2 separate regions of the Mus musculus genome follow, and region 1 is linked to region 2. A link is a loop called in an ENCODE intact Hi-C map of the cell type or tissue named here. Cell type or tissue: heart. All regions are shown on one strand. Links, peaks and the distances in the headings refer to the core of each region. The heading gives the core; the rest is flanking DNA.

The links. A loop is a pair of places that touch in the nucleus more often than their neighbours do. Peaks named below come from ENCODE experiments on the same cell type or tissue, not always from the same donor. Only the 100,000 strongest peaks of a DNase experiment are listed, where the experiment ranks them.
Region 1: a loop joins it to region 2, with 4 times the contacts of the local background. A loop is called at or near these places in 2 of 42 quality-filtered maps.

The regions. Positions count from the first base shown.
Region 1 is chr3:100,158,402-100,166,733 of GRCm38, forward strand. It overlaps Wdr3 (WD repeat domain 3), which reads right to left and starts at 4,006. Exons shown (of 27, transcript NM_175552.5): 1 at 3,943-4,006; 2 at 2,619-2,821; 3 at 1,365-1,574. The coding sequence starts at 2,789. It overlaps Gdap2 (ganglioside-induced differentiation-associated-protein 2), which reads left to right and starts at 4,062. Exons shown (of 14, transcript NM_010269.3): 1 at 4,062-4,264. In heart, for the core only: no CTCF peak of the experiment used is centred there; a DNase peak (open chromatin) is centred at 4,100; H3K4me3 peaks cover 2,214 bases; H3K27ac peaks cover 1,748 bases.
Region 2 is chr3:100,918,626-100,926,957 of GRCm38, forward strand. It overlaps Trim45 (tripartite motif-containing 45), which reads left to right and starts at 3,868. Exons shown (of 6, transcript NM_194343.2): 1 at 3,868-4,774; 2 at 6,316-7,049. The coding sequence starts at 4,287. In heart, for the core only: no CTCF peak of the experiment used is centred there; DNase peaks (open chromatin) are centred at 3,726, 4,586, 5,626 and 6,726; H3K4me3 peaks cover 2,172 bases; H3K27ac peaks cover 2,298 bases.

The DNA of each region.
Region 1 (8,332 bases), core at 232-8,231, 760 kb before region 2:
TTATCTGTATTAAACAGTGACACTTTACCCTGTTTATTTTTCATCAATGTTATCTTCTACATGTTATTTTTTAACATCTTAATTTACAAGTCTAAGAGGTAGATGATAGTTTTTATTAAATATTTTCTGCTTTTCTTTTTATACTTTTTTAAATGAAAGAAGTTTAATGTCTTAAATTTATGATTCAAATCTAAAAGAAGATCTAAAATCAATCTTTTCTTCACTGTGGGTTTTGGTTTTTTTGTTTGTTTGGTTGGTTTTTGGTTTTTTGAGACAGGGTTTCTCTGTGTAGCCCTACTCACTCTGTAGACCAGGCTGGCCTCAAACTCAGAAATCTGCCTGCCTCTGCCTCCCAAGTGCTGGGATTAAAGGCGTGCACCGGGCTGGTGAGATGGCTCAGAGGTTAAGAGTGCCGACTGCTCTTCCAAAGGTCCTGAGTTCAAATCCCAGCAACCACATGGTAGCTCACAACCATCCGTAACAAAAATCTGATGTCCTCTTCTGGAGTGTCTGAAGACAGCTACAGTGTATTTACATATAACAAATAAATAAATATTTAAAAAAAAAAAAAAAAAAAGGCGTGCGCCACCACTGCCTGGCGTGTTTTTATCTTTTGAGAATTTCATATATTTTTTATATTCTTCCCCTGAACATTCTGAGCCACCCAGCTTCATTCTCTTTCTCCTTTTAAAAACAAACCAACAACATAAAGAGCAGCAACAGCAAACCAGAGCCTGATATGTGTTGGCCAACCACCCCAGCACAGGGTCTGCCCGGAGCCTGGCTGATACAGCCAGTGTCACTCCACTGAAGAAAACTGATTTTCCTCTCCCAGTGGCTACAATTGCAAATAGTGCATTTCCTCCTCTGTGCTGGGAAAACAATGATCTTTTCTTTGCCTTCTTTGAGAGAGGGTCTCACTGTGTATCCCCAGAGACAAAGCTTGGCTGACTGGCCTCTACTTCAGAGCAATGCAGGTGCCCTGAATCTTGAGTGCTGGGATTAAAGGTGTGCACCAGCACACCTGGCTTTAACTCATCAACCTGTAAAACAGATTCATTGGCAAACTATAACCATCTTCTTTTCTAATCTTCCTGGTTATATAGTTTGGGGTCCCTCTTCCACAGTGATAGATTCCAGAGTACCTCTGTGTTATTCTTTCATGCCACAGACTTTTATCAGAGAACAGAACAGGAAACAAGTAGAACACTCCCTCATACGCACCCATCCTCCTCACTCTTTCTCCCAAATGTATAGTAGCTTGGACACGGAGAATCCAACCCATCTCATAGCACAGTTTATGAGAATAATCTGCTCCTATATTAAGTGTGAGAAACAACCCTGGGCACCTGTCTGAGGCTCACCTTAGACCCAGAAGCCAGCCTGCCTCCTAGCTGATCGTACTTTAAGCTGGTGACAGCTGCTTTGTGTCCATTGAAGGTTATGTTTCCTTCACCACTGAGGAGGCTGAAGATTCGGATGGCTCCATCCTCATAGCCAACAGCTAGATGCAGCCCATCTGGGGAAGGACACAAGCAAGTGACTTCTTGTTTATTCCCCTGAAGGATAAGGATCTGAAATCATAAAGATGAAAACCAACTCAGAAGCGTGAGGCATGTAACAAGACAGCAGCACAGGAATGACCTCAGTACATACACATATCAACACATAACACATACACATATCAACACATAACACATATCAACATATAACACATATTACACATATCAACATATAACACATACACATATCAACATATAACACATACACATATCAACATATAACACATAGTACACATATCAACATATAACACATACACATATCAACATATAACACATACACATATCAACAATTTCCAGTCACTGATACACGAGGATAAAACTTGACAAGCAAAGACCATAAGCTCCTCAAGAGGTCATCACGTCCTCTCAAGCTTGGTGCTGGTGTGTATGCAAATGATCCAGGCAATGAGCTAAGTTAGCAACTTTGTATCCCAGTGATTTCTGATACAGAGCTATAAACTCATCCTTGTTGTAACTCAACCTACAGTACTAACAGTTTCATCCCAAGAAGAAGCTCTGGGTAGCAACAGGCTTCTATATATTTACATCTATAAATCTATATGTAACTCATCTCACCTCCTGGGAGTCACACAGTAAAGAGGGATAATTTATCTCTTTGTGCTTAGCAAGAAAGGAATAGCTTCTGTCACAGTCAAAGCAGAGTGAAGCAACCAATGAATCTCATCAGTTATGGTTAAGAGAAGGACTGCACAACACAGCAGAATGACAGTCCTTTGAAATTCTACTGCTTTACAGCTGGCTGTGAGAACAAGCAGAACATGAAAAGCAGAACCGGTCGACAAAAGTAGAAGTTAATAATGGCTAAGAATAATAACCCATGAAAACGAACACACCCATTTAAGCAAACTCCTGCTTGGCTGTGACTTTCAGAACACAACAGAATCTGGTGCTAGCCGTCTAGAAAAATAAAAGGGAAGTGATCTCTTGGGGGACTCACACACAAATGAGTGCAGGCAGGTCAGTCAAGGCTCTCCCACTTCACCCTTCCAAGAGTCGGTGTCATTTAACGGTGTCCATTTCTTATTTCTGACTTACCTTCTCGCCTTTCCTTAAGTCCCAGATAAAAACGTGTTCACAGGCGGGTACTGCCACATAGCGTCCTTTCTCACCACGGAGTGTCACAAAAACAATGTTACCTTTTTGGCTGCCAATCAAGCCAAAGACAGCACTAGCCACATAGCGCAGATACTGTTTAGTAAGCCCCATGCTGGGCTGTCTGATGACACCGGGAAGGCAATCTGTGTAAATAAACAAAATTCAGTTTTTGCAATACAATGACTCTGCACAGCTAACAAACAGGAACCTTTTTTTTTTACATGATCAAAAGCATGTAACTTGGCACAGATGGTAAAGTACCTGCTGTAGTACCCGCACCCACACATAAGGCCAGGCACAGAAAAATGCAGGTCTATGACCCCAGCACAGGGAAGGCAGAGAGAGAGATTCCTGGGATTCGAAGAGACCCTGTGTGTAGATCAGAGGAAGCCCAGAGTGAATGGGTCCTGCTGACATGAATGTAGCCATGTCAAGGACTTCAATGCCCCAGACCAATAGGAGAGGCATCATGGTCCTTTGGTTCAAGTGGGATGTTTACAGTGTTCCAGAAAATGTTCACCATAGCCTTCTTCCCTCCCACCACACCACCATGTGTACTGACTGAAGACTGCTCCCCACAGACTGTCCCTATTGCAATTAGATATTATCTCTATACAATCACCCTGTCTCCTTGTTCAGTTGTAAGCAATAATCCCCTCTTCATTTTCAACTGTATATAATAAGCTCGCAGAGCTTATGGGGCTGCTGCAGTTCCTCTATCCAAAAGCTCAGACCAACCGATCTCAGCTTTTATGCATGTGTGTTCATGTGTCTGCCTTTTCTACCCAGTTTTCTCTTCCCTGCACTTTCATCTCCAGTTTGTCTTCAACGAGCTGCTGCACTGGTTTTCTATCTAGCACTTCCACGTCCACGATTTTCGCTTCAAGTCATAGTAACACGCTTGTTTATCGTTTTCACATGCACTGTACCTACCCGAGGGCTTTAAAGCTTATTTCTCAAATAACTTCGCTTGTTTTCCTTCCTGCGACCTGGTCACTCTCAAACTATCCCCCGCACCTAAGTTTCTATTGCACATCATCCCCGAAATAATCCAAGGAAATCGGGCAGTTCCAGCAGCCTCGCACTCCGGCCCGGGGGCAGCGCGCGGCCTCTGGGTTCTGCGATGCAGACGGCCGCGGCAAAGGGCTTCTCCCCGGCCTCCCTAGTGCCCTTAGCGCGGAGTCCCTCGCCGCGTCGGCTCACCGTGAACACCACTGTGCGGGGAACCGCGCCCCGCGATCCCTAAAGAGCCAGCAACACTCACCTCACTCTCCACGAGGCTCCAGCAGACAGCGCTGCCTACGAGACCCGCCACTTCCGGTCCGATTGGAAGTTTCTTCCGCCCGGCGTTTCCCTTACCTTCTAGGCGGAAGTGACGGCAGAGCGCTGTGATTGGGTGGCGTGGCGGAGAGGAAGCGGGTACCTTCGCTGTCAGATCGCTGTCGCCAGTCACCCTGGCCTCTGGAGACCGGTTCGCTTCAGCCTCCGCCTCTGGCAAGCAAAGTGTACGGATGTCATCCGCCTGAATTCTGCCACGGATCTGAGTGAGCTGCGGGCCGCCGCCCGGATGGGCCCGCCCGAGCGCTGTGAGAGAAGGGCGAAGCCGGGAAGGGAGGGCGACACAGTCGGGTGCGGCGGCTGGGAGGGATTGGGCTGGCGGGTCCTCCCGGGCTTTGGGCTTCGCACTCAGGGTAGGTTGGGTCGCCAAGCTCTGGGGACGCAGGTCCCCGGGATTTGCTGGGACGCGGTGCTGCGAGCAGCCCTGCGGGTGGCGGCTCTAGCAGAGTCCAGCCCGTCCTATAAATCGGGTTCCCTGTGGTCAGACGCTGAGCCCAGGATGCTGAGTTGTAAAAAGACCCCGCAGTCCCTGGAGTGACATTGACCTGGCTTTGTGTTTCCGCTTTCAGGTCACTTGAGAGGGAAGTGACCCTGGGCTTACTGGTCCTTAATTGTAGACTGAGACTGAGCCACTCTGTTAACGAGGAAATTAGCTTTTCTTCTCTTGCCCCCTTTTATCCTTGGGCTGGTCTAGAAGTTTTAGAAACGAGGTCTGATGTCTGTAGCTGTCTATATAACTGTACGTATAACTATACAAAAGAATTGATCCCTGCCATGGTTTACTGAACCTCTGTAGCCAACCTAGAAATTAGACATGTAGACAATTGTAGCTGACAGGTAGACTTGTCTTCCTTATTTTTTTTTTTTTTTTTTTTTTTTTTTTTGAGACAGGGTTTCTCTGTGTAGCTCTGGCTGTCCTGGAACTCACTTTGTAGACCAGGCTGGCCTCGAACTCAGAAATCCGCCTGCCTCTGCCTCCCAAGTGCTGGGATTAAAGGCGTGCGCCACCACGCCCGGCCTTTCCTTTTTAATTTTAGCTACTATTTACTGGGTAAGATTTTCTTAGTGATTTAAAACATGTCCAGCTCATCCTCTGTGTTTAAGAAAATTGTTTTGAAAGAAGAATCATTTGTAGTGGGTTGGATGAAAAGAAGGCAAGAAATCGTGATGATAAATTTATTCCAGGCTGGGGAGGAACATTTGGATAGATGTGTATGGACCCTACCTCCTGTAGATGCTGTGCATTTCCTTGTTAGAGATGGGAGATGTGTGCTTTGGTGGGGAAACAGTTTAGAAGATTTCAGGCCTGCCCAACCTTTAGACATTGCCAATTGATGTTGTCATCTTTGGTCGTGGGATCAAAGCCAGGTTTTGTCCACAACTTTAATACCAGCACTGGAAAGCCAGCCTGGTATGATATAGAGTGCTGCATCTAGCATCCCTATCACCACCCCTCCTTAGACAGAGTCTCACAAAGGCCCTGTTCTGGAGCTCTCTGAAGACCATGTTGTCCTTGAGCTCACAAAGATCCACCTGCCTCTGCCTACAGCATGCAGGAATTAAAGGCGTGTACTGGCCCGCCAGGCTAAACTAGCACACCTTAATCTTACATATTTTCTTATCCAGTACTTTAAGATACATTTTCTTATCTAGTACTTGAAGAACAACATTATTATTTTAAGTTTCAAATTGCACTCTGTATGAAGACTTGCAACTGAAGCATGCTCTGGTGTGTTTAATATGTAGGTGACACTGCTAATTCACCGGAAAACATGTGTTTTGTATGTTTTTTTGAATGATGATTTACAGTTTACCTGGGACCATTGATGAAGGTTAGAGGTCTGTTTTATTATAATGTATTTATTTGCTGATATAGGTGAGCACGGACATGTTTTCATCTGAGCAGCTTCCATTTGCATAAAGTAACTCTTGTAAATATAATTGATTTGGCATCAGGATGAATATGGTGGGTGCTTTCACCCTTATATATCCTGGGCATTTAAATATTGAAATACAGAGCCATAAAGAATAATAAACCTGTTATTTGCCAAAAGCAACAAACAAGCTGCTTAATTATTAGAGGTCAGATTCATGGTCCAACTCTATGTGTTTCCCAGACTTAGCTCACCTGTGTAAACATTTGACAGTCATCTTCTCCTCTTAGTTGGTTCTCACTCTCCCCCCCCCCCGCCCTTTTTTTAAGTGGCACCATTCATTTTGTTTTATTTTGTTGAGATAAGATAATTCTGGCTGTCCTAGAACTAGGACAGCTGGGCCTCAAATTCACTGAGCTCAACCTGCCTTAGCCTCCCAGAGCTGGAATTTAAGGCCTGTGCCACCACACCCAACTTGATACCATTCTTTTTTACCTGTTTGGAAACTCAGGTTTTGAGACAGTGATCCCAAGTGCTCTGCCTGATGCTGCCGGACCTGGAGGAGTAAAAATCTGGTCTCTGCAGGCAATTCAATTTTTCAAATAACTCACAATTTGTATGTTTTTAAAAGCTAATGGTGGCAGGATGCAGGGGGAAATAAGCTACAAAGAACTCTTTGAATCATAAAGAATAGTAGCTTCTCTTTGTTTGGGGGGGGGGGTCCTTTCTCTTAAACTAACATAGAAAATATTTAGCCTAATTCATAGATCTGATTTAGTCTGGAAACCAACAACTTTTTGATACAAAACTGTGCCTCAGGAGACTGTGAGTTTTACTAAACTATAGTGCTTGTTTGCAAGCTTGTTCAAAGTTCAACACTGGTCAATTGATTTCCAGTGGGAAGGGCTTTTTGGTTTCATGTTGCTTAATTTCTGGCTAAGGTTATAAATCACTGTAGTCATGTCTGCTCCCCTTCCCCCCCACACACACAGTTCCCATCATGCCCACCACCCTGCTTGTTTTCAGTCTATCCCTAGAATTCTTAATCTAAGTCTGGAAATCCTTTCAGATATATGCATCATCTCTTACAGGCTATATTTCTTACCACACATTCTGTGGAGTGAGACAGTGTTTAGGTTTCTGCCACCTTTGGGTTCGCTGCTCCGCTTTTGCACAAGCATGGCCATGAGTTTATGTTGGGAGCAGGCAGGAGTTAAATCTCTTTTTAATGAGAAAAATCAGTTTCTCTTTGGAGGTGCGGATGGAGCTGCCAAAGAATTCAACCTTGATTAACTTTCAGGAAGCTTTCCAGGAAAGGCCTTACCTTTTGCCCCACAGTCAGCTTTGAGCATTAGTTATCGTTCATTTAGCACTCACACTGACGTCTTCAGTAGCTGGAGAGAGGCAACGAGCTGTACTGACTGGAGATGATTGGGTGTATAGGAGACCTACTGAAGTCCATACACATCAAGGACAGTAATGGGACTTCTCGGAGAAAGTGATCAACTTAGGTTTCTGTTGACCTTGAAATCAGAGCTGTGATCGTCGTTGAGGGGGGAAAGTTTTAAGAGGATACAGCTCTGCAACAAACACTCAAAGTGAGGTGGAGCCTAGAGTAGCGTTACACTCAGGTGGGAGGAGGACTGAGCTCCCAGGTAAGAAGCTAGATGCTTTGCCGTGCACCTGTGATCTCAGCTTTGGAAGGAGGACACAAGAGATGGAATCTTTGAGGGTTTTGGTGGAATCACCGAGCTCCAGGCTCAGTGAGAGACTGTCTCAATAGGTTGAACAAGCAATTAAGGAAGATACCTGCTGTTGACTTTAACCTCCATTCACATGCTTACACACACCCATGCAAGCACATACCGCACCCTCTCACACAAAGTGACATGGTGAGCCAGGCCCATGGCACTAGCCTGATGTTCCGAGGTTCCAGCTGCTCGGGAGGCTGAGGCAGGAGAATCTGGTTTCAAGGCCTATGTGAGTTAGAGTGAACAAGGTAAGGCGGGGCAATTTAGGGCTGGAGATATAGCACATGATAATGTTTGCCCAGCATGCCTGAGGCCCAGATTCAACCCCAGTACAAAACAAACAAACACAAAACAACAACAACAACAAACTGGGGAGATGTTTCTATGGTCTGAAGAAGAAATGAGGGAGGAAAGATTTTCCAAAAATGTTCAGGGAGAATTGATGTTATTCTTGTGACGGGCAGCTAGCAAAGTGCTTGAGTTAAGACCTTTTGGCTGGCTTAAGCATGCAGAATATACCCCGAGATAACTCAGAAGTTGGAAAAGAGTATTCTATAAAGATGGATTTGGAACTAGAGAGAAGTTAGTGGTTTGAGCAGTAATATTGATGGTGGGTCCAGCTAACGTAGGAACACGCACACTCATTTTGGCACAAAATGGCTGCTTGTGTGATTTCCTTCCCCTAGTGACA
Region 2 (8,332 bases), core at 181-8,180:
GGAGAAGCGATGCGTAATCATGGAGCAAGAAATGAATCAGCTCTGACAAAGGAATACAGTTAGTACATCTTAGCCATATGGTCTCAACCCATATCGTGTATCCACAAAATTCGTGGTTGAACATGGTCTTGTTAAGTTTTCTCATTATTTGAGATAACCAGTTTCTGCCTCCCTATTAACATGTCTTTATCAAATGCCTACTATGCAGGCACTGGGTTGGTTGCCAATGGTTTACTTTTTCTTCTTCTTCTTCTTCTTCTTCTTCTTCTTCTTCTTCTTCTTCTTCTTCTTCTTCTTCTTCTTCTTCTTCTTCTTCTTCTTCTTCTTCTTCTTCTTCTTGTTTTCGAGACAGGGTTTCTCTGTGTAGCCCTGTAGGCTGTCCTGGAACTCACTTTGTAGACCAGGCTGGCCTCAAACTCAGAAATCTGCCTGCCTCTGCCTCCCGAGTGCTGGGATTACAGGCGTGCGCCACCACGCCCAGCTGGTTTCCTTTATCTTAACAGAGAGACAGAAAACATATATTTGTATGCCATATCTACACACAATATACACAATCTATACATAAGTCTATATAAATATGTACACAAACATAATAAAACAATACTATAAGGTAGACAAATATCGCAACATAAATAATATAGGCAGAAGATTGATTTCCTTTAGTGTTTTTTTTTTTTTTGAGGGGTGCTCAGTATCAAATCATATCACTGTGCTAAATCTCCAAACTCACAAGGAAGCCATTAGAATACAAGCTGGAGCTTAGAAACAACAGCAAGATTCTGGGGAGGTAACAGAAAGGTCTCCTGCCACAGAAAGAAGGAGAAGTTTTAAAAATAAAGGCAGGACAAACTGACAAAGAGCAAGAAAGGTGCTTGTCAAACTTCAGGGATTACCTAAAAGTCCGGGTTTATATGTCTGTAAGGGAAACGTTTTAGAATGAAGGCTTAATGTGGTTTTACAATTAACCTGGAAGATCAAATTAGCTATTTCACAAAAGGAAGTCAACCATAATCCAGAGACTATTGTGGTACTTGAGAGAGTGATAAGGTCTTGTACCATCTTAAAATTTCTATGCACTAAGGTGTTGGCAATGCGGATGGAAAGAAACTGATGCCTGCCTGGATGTGGAAAACAAGAAAGGAAGCCAAGAAGATGATAAGATCTCAGGTTGGGAGAGTGAGCTTCCCCTTGGGAGAGTGAAACCAGAAGACTAAGAGCACAGAATGCAATGAAGAGAGAAGCCTCGAGTCACTGAAGATGGGGTTAGGCGAAGGCAACGTCCTGGAGCAGAGCTATAACAGACATTTATGACAAAAGCTCTGGGGAGGGGTTAGTCAGAACTGGAAATATAAATTGGGGACTCAGCTCTTTAAGAGGAAATACAGTGGGGGCCAACAAAGGAGCCACGAAACCACCCTGGGACACAGCAAGGGCAAACACTAACGTGGCTGAGTACTGAGAAAAGTCCAGGAATGTTGTCACTCATTCTCTACACACCAAAGAGAAAGAACAAAACATCGGTGATGAGACTAGCACAAAGTTTAAGAACCACAGTGGTGAGAGCCACCAGCGCTAATTAAGTTGAGGGGAACTGGATCAAGGGAGGGTGAGTTTTCTTTCAGGACTTCATCACAGTCCTCGGGAGAAAGAATGTGTAAAGGACTCACTGAAAAGTGTTAGCAAAATAAGGAGAGGCAGAAGAGGTTGGGAGAAAACCAGCAATCAATGGCGTGAGAAAGGAGAGAAGATGCATAGACTTTTAAGTAGAACGGAAAGATGTTCTCCAGATAGCCCCATCTTCTCTCTCCATGGAAGGCAGGTAGGGATTTGATGTGCAAGAAGCTGAGAAAGGGAAGGACAGAGGGGACTGGGCAGAATCTTAGGCATGACATCTTAAGACTGTTGTTCCCATCCCAGATGCTAGCTTGGGTTGACCACTCGACCCCTCCCAGGCAGCTCTATTATAAGCTGTTGGGAGATTAAATGAGATAATGCATATAAATTATACAGCACTCCTCCAACAGAGAAGTCAGAATACACCCTATGGGAAATATAATATATGGCATGAATAAGAGATAAGACAAAGCATGGCTAAGCACAGAGGAGGGCAGGTTCAGAGCAACACTATATAGCAAAGCCAAGTCCACACCGCTTTTGGAATTTGCTTCAGCATACTGCGGTGAAGCGAGGGGACTCGGCCAGGGCAGCGCAGGAGAGAAAGGCTGGAGAAGTCTGGGTAAGGACCACTTTCACTTTTAAGACCTTTGCCGACTCCTTACACTGGGAGGTCATGTGACTGTTATGTAAAAATGGCTTTTGAGCCATTCATTAGCAGATAACGTTTTTACTTATGCTAAAGTTAGAACCAGCTCTCGAGACCCTCACAATAAAGACCAAATCAGACCTGTGTGTGTGTGTGTGTGTGTGTGTGTGTGTGTGTGTGTGTGTGTGTGGTGTCTGTGTTCACACGTGTACCACAGACAGAACCCAGAGTCTCAACATACTAAGCAAATACTGGATCAGTGAGCTACATCTCTACTTTAACATATTTTACGAAGAGTCAGATAATTCTTTTTTTTTCTTTTAATTTCATCTTTTCATAGTTTGGGGCTCTTTCCACCGAAGGCCCATACTTCGTAAAAGCATAGGCTTCGACAGCTATGCCTATACTATGACATCTCTAATAAAGAGGTCCCTGAAACAGTGATGCATGGGTTGAAATCATATATGGAAGACTGTAAAGGAAAACAGTGAGATAGACAGAGGCTTACGCATCTGAAGAATGGGAACAGATAGCAACTACGGAGCCATGCTATTACAATTTTTGGATTCAGAGATCAGTCAGTGCCTTAGACCCCATGTGTAGGAAACAGTCTCCAAATGAATGAATCTGAGACTCTTGGCAAATTCTTTAAGGCGTCAAAGAAATAATTATGCTCAGGGACCAGGTGTGCCCAACTTTTTAACTAGTCGGACCTACAAGGGACTTGTCCCAGTGACATCCTCCACTGCCCCATTGTGACCAACCAGGAGCTCCCCTTGATTGTAAAAACAAATGCCAAACTTGCTCTGTAGGCCACCCCCCGCAACCCTGACAACTTCTGTTACTGTAGAATTCTGGTGAGGTGTGTCTCTCCGGTCTTGGTCTTGAATGATTCAAAGCAGCTTCCACCCGGGAAACTCAGTGGAGCTCCGCGGAGCAGCAGTTCTAAACTTTTCAGTTAAGTTTAGTTCTGGAACCAGACACGGAGGTACCCTTGCCCTGGAAAATGCCAGAAGCTAGCCAGCTGAGAGGGTTCTGGTTCCGAGCACGCTGTACGTAAGAGATTCCAGGGCAGAAAAAATACTTGGAAAACCCAGAAAGGAAACTGACCCGGTGGCCGCTGATTCGCTATAGCCTCTGCAACCGAGAGCCTGCCTACAACTTCCAGAATGCTTCGGGCTACACCTCGGCCGACTGACAGTACCACGCACCAATGGGAGAACCCTATCTGAGTTTGGGGTGGAGCCTCAGCGCAGGCTTTTCAACGATCCAGAGGCCTCTCCGGCGGCAGGAGCTCACATTCGTGACGCCAACCACATTACGCCGCTCACTCCCAGACTCCTCCTCCCGGTTCTGCACGAGGCCCTCCCTTGCTCCCTCTCCTTTCGCCGCGCGAGTGGCCGGCGAGGATGTGGACCTTGCTGAACTTATTGGATGACAGTGATGTCACTCTGGAGGACGACATGGCTCCGAACTGCGAGGCCCGCCCCTTTCGGACGGTGATTGGATTCTTCGGAGAATCCTGGTCTGGGATTGGTGTGAGGCGGGGCGACGGCTCTAGGGCCTCCTAGGCAAACCAGAGAGGCGGCTGCCCCTGGCCCCTCACTCTGGGAGAGCCCGAGGACCCACTACCTCATCGCCCGGAGGGCGCGCTTGTGGCGTGGTGGGGGCGGGAGGGAGGGTGACCTTGGAGGACAAGAAATGCTGGGGTCAGGGTGGTGGTGGCAGAATTAGCTGGGGACTAGCTCTAGAAGCGCTTGCGAGGAGGACGATGTGGGTGATCCAGGAGGGTGTGGCTGTGACTGGTGTGGGATGCAGTGGAAAGGAAGGGCCAAACCACAAATCCGGAGATCTGTGGATGGTTCCTCAGAGGCGTTCTCTTTCTGGTTGTCCTTTTACTTGGCAACACGAGAGTCCTCATGGTCAGTGTTCAAGATCTTGGAACTCTGTCTTTGAGTAAATCTAACCTGCATTAGAGGACTGCGCAGGGCCTTTTGTGATACTGGGTACATACGTGGGGAAGATGTCAGAAATCAGGAAGCCGCTTCTGGGTTTCGTGCACAAACTCCAAGATGCGAACGCGTCTGGAAGCTCAGGCAAGACTCATTGTCCTACATGTCTGAGGCTTTTCAAAGTCCCCAGGCTCTTGCCTTGCTTGCACACAGTGTGCACCACGTGTCTGGAAAAGCTGGATCCATTCTCAGTAGTGGACATCCGTGGGGGTGACTCAGATACAAGCTCTGAGGGGTCAGTATTCCAGGACCCCGAGTTATGTAGCCTGCAGCCACAGATCGGCATCCTCTGTCCGGTATGTGATGCTCAAGTGGACCTGCCCTTGGGTGGAGTGAAGGCTTTAACGGTAGACCACCTGGCCATGAATGATGTGCTGCTGGAGAACCTGCGTGGGGAAGGCCAGGGCCTGGTGTGTGACCTGTGCAGCGACAGAGAAGTAGAGAAGAGGTGTCAGACCTGCAAAGCCAATCTCTGCCACTTCTGCTGCCAGGCTCATAGGTAAAGAGGGAGTACCCCGTTTATTGTGGCGTAAGAGTAGAGTGCAAAGAAAGCAAGACACAGATCCCTTTGGTGAGCAGGTCAAAAAGAAGGCTTTCGCAGACACTGTCAAAGTGCAAAGAACACTGTGCAAACAGATCGCAAGCTCTAGAACGGAGGTTAGCACCGCTGACCTGATAGCTGTAGTAACAAAAGCAGGGCAGGTTTCGGTTTATAGAGCACCTTGAGTTTTCTTCTATCACCAATTGTTTAATCTATTGAAAACGGACCGTGTGCTGGAGAGAGGATTACTGTGCTAGCATACACCCTGCGCTTGATCTCATCTGATCATTGTAACTCTTACCGAAAGGTGGGTGCTACTTCACCCCTCTTTAGTAAATGAGGAGATGGAAGCCCAGCAGTGGTTTGTGTTTCGCCCAAGTCCCACAGCTGGTAATCATGTAACTGAACCGAATCCTCAGTTCAGACCTAGTTCCTTCTTCTTTGCTCTTTTTACTAAACAGGTCACCTCAGTGTAGGTGTCCATTGACTGTGCCTTAACTCAGACCTCTGACCTGGACAGCAGGCTGGTAATTGGGGTGTTTTGCCTTTTATCACAGTCACGGAATAGCTTGTTAGATGCTAGTCTTTGTCCCATTTTCTCTTCCATCCCACTCTAGTGCATCAGAATACAAAACTAAACAAGGTTTTGGGTTAATCTAGAACTGGCTTTTTTTTCTCTCTCTCTCTCTCTGAGTTCTGGCCTCCCCTTGTTTTCTGGCCTTACCAACAGAACAGTTGTCTTAGCTCTCTATTTGTAACTTTGTGATTATCCCTATGACTGTCTTGTTGCCAGCTCAACAGCTGACCGTTTTCTCTGCATCTGCACTAGTAGCAGAACAGGCATACACACTTCAGGTTGATGGGATGTTGCCAGGGAACTCTGTGAGCAGTCCCTGCCTTTCCCTAGAGATTTCCCTGAGTCCCTTAGAAATCTATAGGAAGGAGGGATCCAAGAGAACTTAGTACCTATTGATTTCGCTTTCTACTAATGCGGATGACTCTTAAGGAGAATTCTGGCCTGCCAGTGGATGCGATGTAGTCACTGGCCAAGGGAACTGCTTTACAAAAATGTTAATTAAACATGAGAGTTTGCAGGAGCCAGCTGGCTGCTTTCGTTGCTATATAGATCCATCTGGCTTGGTTTACCACTTGGTGTTAGCCTTCCACCCTGCTTTAGGAAGTGGGCTGTGACTCTTGTCTAAACTTACCAGATTACCTCGAGTGAAAAGTCTCTCAGAATATAGTCTCAGCACTGCACCTTTGAAGATGTATCCCATGCCAAATTCAAGTATTTATGTATTGTGTCCTAAATAACAACACTCAGATAGGCATGTGCTTCACCGTGTAGAGAAATAATGAAGCAAAAAGGATCCTGTAGTTTTTTTTTTTTAATACATTCTGAGGAGTGTGACTCAAATCTAACCCCTAGAACCTCTTTGCCAAACTGTCCCCCTCTAGAGTTGTTTCCTCACTTCCTGTCCCCAACTGCTTCTTTCCAGGCGACAGAAGAAGACGACATATCACACCATGGTGGACCTAAAAGACCTGAAAGGCTACAGCCAGGTTGGAAAGCCCATCCTATGTCCTTCTCACCCTGCAGAGGAGCTGAGGCTGTTCTGTGAACTCTGTGACCGGCCGGTGTGTCGGGACTGTGTAGTTGGGGAGCACCGAGAGCACCCCTATGACTTCACCAGCAATGTCATCCACAAGCATGGAGATTCTGTGCGGGAGCTGCTTCGAGACACCCAGCCCCATGTGGAAGCCCTGGAAGATGCCCTGGCACAGATTAAAAGTGTGAACAACGCCCTCCAAGAGCGAGTGGAGGCAGTGGCAGCTGACGTCCGGACATTCTCTGAGGGCTACATCAAAGCCATCGAGGAACACCGGGACAAGCTGCTGCAGCAGCTGGATGACATACGGATCCAGAGGGAAACCGCTTTACAGCTGCAGAAAGCGCAGCTGGAACAGCTGCTGGCAGATATGCGGACTGGAGTGGAGTTCACCGAGCATCTGCTGACCAGCGGCTCGGACTTAGAGATTCTCATCACCAAGGGAGTGGTTGTAGAGCGGCTCAGGAAGCTGAATAAAGTTGAATACAGTGCCCGCCCAGGAGTGAACCATAAGATCTGCTTCTCCCCCCAGGAGAAGGCAGGCCAGTGCCAAGGCTATGAAGTGTATGGGGCCATTAACACGCAGGAAGTTGATCCAGCTCAGTGTGTCCTTCAGGGAGAAGGTAGGGAAGCATTTCTCAATGGTATTGAGAGAGCAGTGCCCAGGGACCTGACATTTAAAGAGTTGTGTCGTGCTGTCCTGGGGGTATAGTGCCATTGGCAGAATGCTTGCCTAGCTTGCACAGAGTCTGGGTCTGGTTGCTGGCACCACATAAAACTGAGCCTGGCCACATATGCTTTTAATCCTAGTACTCACAGGTGGGTCAGAAGTTGGAGGACCTCTTCGGATGCATAGCAAGTTTGATGGCAGGCTGGGCTATATGAGACCGTGTGTCAAAAAGAGAAACTAAATGAGGCTTGTTCGGCAAGGTATACTGGTTTAAAAGGCAGTGGCTCCCTGCCTTGCCCCTTTCTTTCTCATGGTCTGGGCAGGCTGCAGTTATTAATACTGGGGGTAGGCTTGAACCTTTTGTACTTCAGAAAATAGAAGCTCCCAAGAACCTTCAGGATCAGGCTTTGCTTTGGGGAAGTTAGAACCTGGCTGTGCCCACAGGAGATAACGGCACTGACTAGAGCAAGGCAGAATCTACCTGCTCAGAGGCTCACACCGCAGCTCCTGGTGCTTGGCTGCTGTGTGGTGGGTTACAGAGGAGTGGGAAGGCAGTCACACCTTCCTTTCCTCCTTACCATTTTGGTTCACACAAACTCTATGCCATTGGTAGTTGAAAGGATTTGGTAGGTTGATGGGGTTTGTTCGGGTTTGTCTCCTTTGCTTTTGTTAAGACAGGGTCTCACTGCTTAACACAGCTCTGGCTGACCTGGAACTATGTGGAACAGATTGGCCTTAAACTTAGAGAGATGCACTTGCCTCTGCCGGGTTTAAAGATGTGCATCACCAGGTCCACCTAGAAATGGCTCCTTTAGACCAGTGTTCGGTTCCTTTGGGAAGTTTCCTTCTGTTCCTGATGGGGACATTTGTATTTGATTTGCCTTCACCTTTGGGAGGAATTCCTAATTCTTTGGGAGTCACAGATCACTCTGAGACTCTTCTTTCCCAGAAGTAGCCACTAAGTTGGGCACAGTGTTTCGGGAGTTTCCTAACACCCTCCCCCCACCCTCATCCCCCAGTGTACCTCTGTACAACACCTGGTAGTTCACAAACTAGGCTTGAGAAACCCAGCTTTGTCTTCATGCTGGCCCATAGGCTATGGCACCCTGGCGTTAGCTTCTGAGTGGCAGAGGTTCTCACAACAGGGAAGTTGCAAGCTGGACTTCAGTATCTTTCACCTCTTCTAGGAGGACCCAGGGCTTATAGAAGATAGTTTTGAGGGTCCAGTCTCATACA